3 separate regions of the Homo sapiens genome follow, and regions 1 and 3 are each linked to region 2. Evidence: chromatin loops called from intact Hi-C (ENCODE). Cell type or tissue: heart right ventricle. All regions are shown on one strand.

Region 1 (2,500 bases), 64 kb before region 2:
AGTCAAGGGAGGACCCATGTCCCCATCTCCTCCTCCAGTTCTGGGAAGCTGGCAGGGGAGAAATGTCTCGAGTGTTTACACCTGCACATGCACATGATTCTCTTCCCCACAACCTGAGGCCAAGAGTGAAGATGGTTTTTACTCAAAGCTACACATTACAGCCCTGGACAGTCAGACCAGAACAAGATCCTGGGCTCTTTCTGGCCCTTTCAGGGTGTGGGGTTGTGCATGAGCTTCCTCCCTGCATGGCAGAAGTCCATGAATGCTAACAGCAGGTTCTTGGTCCTCGTTTCCCCTCATGGAGCAGGGGCTGGGGGAAGAGGGGCGCCTGGGTGGGAGACAGGGCCTGACATCAGATACCCCCCCGGCCCACCTTGTTAGTAGTTGGAGGCCTGGCCCTGTGCTCACTTTAGCTCTGTTTCAAGCTTCCCTAATGGAAGTCTGGTTCAAACTCCTTATTTATAGAGGAGGAAAGAGAATCCCAGAGAGGCCAGAACTCACTGAGAGCCCCACGGCGAGGTAAGCGTGAGTCTGGTCCAGAACTCAAGCCTCCTGACTTCAGGTGAGGGCTCTGCCCACAGCCACATGGGAGGGGGCAGGGCTTGATTCCACCTCTCCTCCCCCCACTACCCTCATAGTCATGCTTGGAGCCAGCTCCCAATGTAGCCACCTGGGTGGGCTGTGGTTTGCAGGGAGGGTTGGGAAGATGGAGAGGTAAGGGAAGGAGAGTACAGGGCCCAGTCGGGAGAAACCCAGGGCCGGTCTGGGGCGAGTGGGGCCGAGAGCTCTCCTTGGTGTGCGTGTGGCTGCTGCAGGATTGTGGGGCCTTCATCAGTCTGAGGCAGCAGAGGATGCAGATCCTGTGGGAGCACATTCCTGGAGGAGGGGAGCAAAGCAGGCTCAGAGGAGTGAGTCACGGAGCCCAAGCCCTAAATTTAGAAGGTGCTGAAAGAGGCAGTCTTCCCCCGGGAAGCCTGTGGAGATACCTGCTGACCCAGAACACCAGGGACTCACGGCAGGGAGCAGTGGTTGGCAGGAGTCCCCAGATAGCAGTGCCCATGGAAGCTGAGCCTGCTGCAGGCCTGTTCCAGGTGTGGGTTTGGAACCTAGGGTGAACCTTGACCCAGGGCAGAGCCTTCAGCCCCATTCTCAGACAGAGCCCCTAGAGAATTCCACCCACACCAGTCCTCACGCGGTCCTGGGAGCCAGCCCCTGGAATGTGGACCTCTCAGTGCCATGCTGCCCTCTGGCTAGACATGGCCAGACCCCCTGTGCCTCACTGCTGTCCCAGCATGCAGCTGTCAGACATTGAGGAGGGGCTGTGTGGGTGCAAGGAGCAAATGCCATTGACACCAGGCCTTTCGCAGCTCTGCTTGGATTGGGGGTGAGGGAGGGGGACAAGATGTCATTTCAGCTACCTCTCTTCCCTCTCAACCCTCCAGGCTCTAGGTTAACCCCACTCAGGAGAAAGAAATCATTGCCTCCAGACTGAGGAACAAAGATGTAGGACAGAGGCCAGGCCTCGGAGACAGATGCCAGACCTGGCGGAAGGAAGCTCAGGAACTGAGAACTGATAGTAGCTGTGGCAGTTATTGAGCACTCACTGTGTGCCAGGCACTGTGCTAAGCACTCCACGGGATTAACTCACTTCATCCTCATTGTCATGACAGAAATTCTATTAGTCCACCCAACTTAGATGGAACAACTGAGGCCAGACACAATGGCTCACACCTATAATCCCAGCACTTTGGGAGGCCAAGGCAGGAGGATTGCTTGAGGCCAGAAGTTCGAGACCAGCCTGGGGAGACCCCATCTCTACAAAAAATTACAAAGTTAGCTGGGCGTGGCAGTGCACACCTGTGGTCCCAGCTACTCAGGAGGCTGACGAGAGAGGACCACTTGAGTCCCAGATTTCAAGGCTGTAGTGTGCTATGATTGCACCACTGTACTCCAGTCTGGGCAACAGAGCAAGATCCTATCTTTTAAAAAAAAATGGGCTGGGAGCAGGGGCTCACGCCTGTAATCCCAGCACTTTAGGAGGCTGAGGCAGGCAGATCACGAGGTCAGGAGTTTGAGACCAGCCTGGCCAACATAGTGAAACCTCATCTCTACTAAAAATACAAAAATTAGCCGGGCGTGGTGGCGCATGCCTGTAGTCCCAGCTACTTGGGAGGCTGAGGCAGGAGAATCACTTGAATCTGGGAGGTGGTGGTGAGCTGAGATCGTGCTACTGCACTCCAGCCTGGGCAACAGAGTGAGACGCCATCTAAAAAAAAAAAAAGGCTGAATTTCAGATAAGCAACAAATACATTTTTACTATAAGTACATCCCAAATATTTGCTAAATCTGGTAATCTTACACCCAAGGCACTGCCTCACCCACATTGAGAAACCTTGCAGTGCGACACAGCCACACCCCAGCTCCCACATAGGCCTCAGTCACTCGTGCTCCTGGAGAATGTGCACACCAGCACCGAGGTGACAGAGGTCTGTAGGTTGTC
Region 2 (2,500 bases):
TTTGGTGCTGGGGTAAGAAAGGCACTTCGGAAGTGCAGGGGGAACAGCGTGTGCAAAGCTCGGAGGACAGGATTGCTGTCTGGTGACTCAGGAGGAGGGGAGAGCTGTGCAGGTACTCAGCGCAGTGCCTGGGCTGCTGGGCGTGTGCCAGTGAGGCCTCCAGGTTTCTGTCTTGGGTGGCTGGGTGGACAGTCGTGCCATCACTGATCCAGAGACCCAAGGACAGAAGTGACTTTGGGAGGAAGTCGAGTTCAGCTTGGGACCTGGCAACTGTGAGATACTGCAGGGTATCGGGGTCCATGCCGGCATCAAGAGGCAACATGTGTAGGAAACGGAAAGCTGCGGGGTAGGGTTGGGGGTGAGGGGACTGCCCAGGTCCTGGTGGTGTGCTCTTTCACACCCTGTCCCCTTCTCCCACTGCCAAATGTCAGCAAATCCTGGGACACTTCTCAGGCCTCATCTGGCATGCCCTCCCTCCTCAGAACTGTTTCCCCTCTGGGGCTTCTGGTACCCTGTGTTTTCTTGAGTTTCCTCTGGCTCCTGTGGATATTCCATGTTAATCTCCTTCACAGACGCCCTCCCTTCCTGCCATCTGCTGGGATGCCCGGCTGTCAGGGAGCATCCCCAGACAGGGTAGATATGTGTTTGGGGTGAGGGAGATTTGGTGGAGCACTTGGGCGAAGTGAGGCTAATCTTGGAAGGCTTCTTGGAGGAGGAAGGGGTGTGCGGAGAGAGGTCTCCTGGTCCCTGTTTGTTTATTGCTGGGCACTCTGCTGGGCTCTGTGTTTCTATGGTCTCCATGATCCCTGCAGCAGACCTTCTGGGAGATTTGTGTACTGGCTTTACGAGCAGGACATGAACAAATCAGAGGGAGAGCAGGGAGGGGGCCCTGGCTGGATCCATGCCAAGGACATACTCAGGGGGCCTTGTGGGGAGGGTCTGGGAGATTCTTTCCACCCAGGGAGGAGCATTAAGTCAGGGGGCCTTGAAGACCAAGCTAGTGCTGTGGTGTTTTGAGGGTTGATTGGTAGAAGCACAAAAAGGGTACATGCTCTTCCTGGGTTCACACAACTCGTAACAGGTATAGGGTCTCTCCAGGAACCTGGAGGGAAGCTCAGATTGAAGGTTCCTGGTGCCCTTGCGCCCTCTAGTGACCATTCTTCTGCATGCAGGAGCGTTTTCTATTTCAACCCCATCAGCTTGTGGGGGGGAGAGAGAGAGAGAAAAAGAGAGAGAGAGAGAGAGAGAGAGGTTAGAAGAGAGAAGAGGATAGAGAAGAGAAAGTCTGTCTGTCTGTCTCTGGGGTTGGAAGTGGGTGAACAAAGGGAAGAAGCAGGGCCCTGGCCAGGTCCCCTCTCAGGCCCTTCCTGTGACTCCCGGACGGGCAGTGGAGGCCTGGGTTCCTGCTTGGGAGGCAGGATGCCTGGGTCGGGCCCAGCTAGCTTTGTGACTCTGATGAGGACCTGCTTCTCTGGGCCTGTTTCCCCATCAGGTGCCCTCTGTGGTCCTCCATAGACTTCTGGGCCCTCCTGGCACTGACATCTGAGTTCAGGAGGCTTGCTGGGTAGGAGGAAGTCCTGTCCACACCCCAGGGCTCCAGGGTACCAATGCCTACTCTCAGAGCCTGTCTGAACATAGCCATTTAGGCAACATGAGGAGGAGGCCAGGCGCCATGGTCGGGAAAAGGTCTAGCCCCTTGTAGTTTGAGTACCCAAAATCTGTTCTGTGCTAAGAGAATTGGAAGAAAAGTATTTCCTGCAATTTGGGACTATTCCTTACGGCAGAGTATGGTAGTGGGTAAGCTACCAAGCCTGGCTTCCTGTGTCCTGGGGTCTTTGGCAGTTGGAGTCATGGGCATATGCAGTCTTCAGCTTTGTACACACTCAACTCAGAGAGTGTATGGTCTTCAAAGCCCTGTGGTAGGAAAAACTCACAGCAGATGGAGCCTCATGTGTGTATACCAGGCCAAGACTGAGTGCTGTAGTGATCAGGGTGGGGGCCAACATGGACCCTGACTGGCCACCTTGTCCGCTCTCAGTCCCTTCCTGTGATCCCCAGGCTCCATGGCATGTAGAGAGGAACACTGCTCCTGCCCACCCCCGCCTTGTGGGAGTCCCATCACAGTGTCTCATGACATGGCCTTCCTACCCCTGCTTGCAACCCCTCATGATGGGGAACTCACTCTCTCAACCTTAGGGCCTTTCACACAAGGTCATGTGGTGGCTGAGGCCGGTCATCTCCAGGCTCCCCAGTGGAGCTTGGGGGTGGATGCGTGTGCATGTGTGTACTCTCAGTGTCTCGAGTCAGTGTGAGGCATGTCTGGGCCAGTCTGTGTGTGCACCCATACAGATGGGTGTGGGTGGTAGTACAAGCTGTCAGGGTAGTAGAATGTCTGTGCATTTACACATTCAGACAGGTTCTGAGAGTGTGTGCTACTAAGATGTAGAAGCATGTAGGGATTTGTGCAGTTTCAGTGGTGACATGGAGTGGTGTGTATGTG
Region 3 (2,500 bases), 510 kb before region 2:
ACATCCAGGCGCCACGCTGACCTGCTGAATGACCTTGGGCTCAGCCCTGCCCATCTCTGGCCTTGAGTCTGCAGCTGGGCTGGATAATCCCTGGGGTCTGCTCAGTGGATGGGCAACTCACGTGCCCTTTCACAGTGGCCTTCATGAGTCAACAGCCCAGGAAGTGATGTCAGGTTAGGGAGGTGTGAAGGGGGCAGGGAATATTGGAGGGTAATAGGAGATATTTTGAGGGCAGGCAGATCCCCTCACGTCACTGCTGGACAATGGTCTGGGGCCAGGAGTGGAAAATTATGGTCTTACTTGGGCTGAAAATAGCATGAGGCATCAGGGCAGGAACTTCACCCACAAGGCAAGTGGCCTGGGCACTGAGCAGCAAGGTGGGACGTGCATACCAAGGGGCCAGGCAGTCCAACTGGGTTCCAGAGGTGCCCCTGGTTCACCCAGGGTCTCCAGTATCCACCCCCACCTGTGCCTGCCACAGGATTAGATGGTGAACGAGCCCCTCCTGTGTCCTTGTGGAGTGGCTCGGGCCTGTGGGAAAGGCTCAAGGGTGGTTTGTAACAGGCAATCATTAAGAAAGCTCAAGAGGGGCCGGGTGCGGTGGCTCATACCTGTAATCCCAGCACTTTGGGAGGCTGAGGCAGGTGGATCACTTGAGGTCAGGAGTTTGAGACCAGCCTGGCCAACATGGCGAAACCCTGTCTCTATTAAAAATACAAAAATTAGCCAGGTGTGGTGGCGCATACCTGTAATCCCAGCTACTTGGGAAACTGAGGCAGGAGAATTGCTTGAACCCGGGAGGCAGAGAGTTGCAGTGAGCCAAGACCGCAGCACTGCACTTCCAGCCTGGGTGACAGAACAAGACTTCGTCTCAAAAAGAAAAAAAAAACTCAGAAGGACATCGGCTACATTAACAGAAGTATAGAACCTAGAAGGTGAGAGGTGAATAGCTCACACTATTCTGGGCAGGTCACCCACCTGGCACAGTACAGAGTAATCATTTGGGTCATGGTCTGTGATGGGTCTCTGTCACATGAGGGCGCTGTGGAGTCAGGCTCCAAATACAGCAAGCTTTGGGGATGTCCTGCCTTTCACAAGGCAGAGTGGGAAGGGTGGAGAGGTCAGAGGGGGCAGGCAGAGTGGGCCACAGGGCGAGGGCTCTCCCAGAGGGAGAGGAGGGAGTCCCTGTCCTTGAGATCAAGAGTGAGGCCTGTCAGCTTTGCCCTGTCCCTTTCCAAAGGCTAGGGCGGGGCCCTGTCCAGCTGAGCGCCACACGTCAGCCCAGAGTGGTCCTGGCTAGACTCAGAACCTATCATAGGTGAGACCCATCTCCCCCATACTAAGTCCTGACCCAGCCTGAGCACCACCCTGCCATTCTGGGATTTTCCCAGAAGGCAGACGATGGACAGGAGGAGGAGTGAATCTCTTTCATATTTACCCCCAGTGCAAAGGAAGCCTCAGGGTCAGGGCAAGGAGGGAGCCCTAACTTGGCCTCCTTGTGACCCAGCCCCAACCCTGCCTTGAGCCTGGAGTCAGCTGTCCAGCCTGCTTATGGCTCATGCACACCCTGCCCTCTTGCCCCATGTCTTTGCCTGGGATGCATCCTGTGTGTGGATGTTCTTCCGGTGAGCTGCTTTTCTCAGAAGCTACAGCTCAGGAGTCTCCCACTCCAGGAACCCTTCCCTGACCCCCTGGCTCACAGCCCCAGCCACTCGGCATTATCCAGTGGTGTGCTAGAGTGACTTGTACCTGCTTGCAAGAACCAATTGTTAAATTTTCAGGAATTTTACAAGGAAGTTGACATCATGTTTATAGTTTGAATTTGGCCATAAGAGTTTTTGCACCATGGAAATGGGCAGTTCTACAAAGAAGGGGTTCCCAGTTAAATCGGAGCTCCAGTTAAATGGCTTAACATTTACCAGCACATGACTGGCCATCACCTAAACTGGGAAATCTCAAGGACTGGGACTGCACCTGACTTTTCTCTGTGCTCAGCACAGAGTCAGGCACAGAAGCCAACTGGCTTTACAGTGGGGGATGACCTGGGGCCTGGAGAGAGGATCCCTGATATGAGACTACTCCTGAGACAGCTAGTGAGAAGGCAGGTGGCAGAAGGGAACGGATTGGAGAAAGGACCCTTGTGTGGCTGGTGAAAGCTTCCCTGCCATATCCTCATCCCCCGACCACACAATAGGGCACAGCTCAGCAGGCAACACAACCTTTAGTATAAGTTACAGCCTCACACTGGCTCCTAGCCCATGGGAGCCTCCAGATGGGTCTATGATATTAGTCCCCAGATGTTCATCTCTTGGGCTGGGGGTACTCCTCAGAGCTAAGTCCACCGTGGCACCCAGTCCATTCCAGACCACTGTGCAAACTCAGCCCTCATTACTTACCAGGGTTTTCTGGCCAACCTGTGACTTGGCCCCCACCCCAGGTAGCTCAGCTCCAGACTCTGGTATGTGATCTTGGTAAGCCACCTTCCTCTCTGGGCCTGTTT

Evidence for each region. A loop is a pair of places that touch in the nucleus more often than their neighbours do. Peaks named below come from ENCODE experiments on the same cell type or tissue, not always from the same donor. Only the 100,000 strongest peaks of a DNase experiment are listed, where the experiment ranks them.
Region 1: a loop joins it to region 2, with 5 times the contacts of the local background. A loop is called at or near these places in 104 of 110 quality-filtered maps.
Region 3: a loop joins it to region 2, with 4 times the contacts of the local background. A loop is called at or near these places in 18 of 110 quality-filtered maps.

What each region holds. Positions count from the first base shown.
Region 1 is chr11:72,788,356-72,790,855 of GRCh38, reverse strand. The region is part of intron 1 of STARD10 (StAR related lipid transfer domain containing 10); the gene reads left to right. Among named protein-coding and RNA genes, the nearest start is that of STARD10, 4.4 kb to the left of the region's middle. In heart right ventricle, no CTCF peak of the experiment used is centred here; a DNase peak (open chromatin) is centred at 995; H3K27ac peaks cover 1,340 bases.
Region 2 is chr11:72,724,047-72,726,546 of GRCh38, reverse strand. All of the region lies in intron 3 of ARAP1 (ArfGAP with RhoGAP domain, ankyrin repeat and PH domain 1), which reads left to right. Among named protein-coding and RNA genes, the nearest start is that of ARAP1-AS2, 25 kb to the right of the region's middle. In heart right ventricle, CTCF peaks have their summits at 945 and 1,148 (motif pointing left); a DNase peak (open chromatin) is centred at 1,135; H3K27ac peaks cover 74 bases.
Region 3 is chr11:73,235,637-73,238,136 of GRCh38, reverse strand. P2RY2 (purinergic receptor P2Y2) reads right to left here. Exons shown (of 3, transcript NM_002564.4): 3 at 1-2,500. Among named protein-coding and RNA genes, the nearest start is that of P2RY2, 19 kb to the right of the region's middle. RefSeq lists enhancers at 1-293, 879-928. In heart right ventricle, CTCF peaks have their summits at 821 and 1,020 (motif pointing right); a DNase peak (open chromatin) is centred at 1,056; H3K27ac peaks cover 2,500 bases.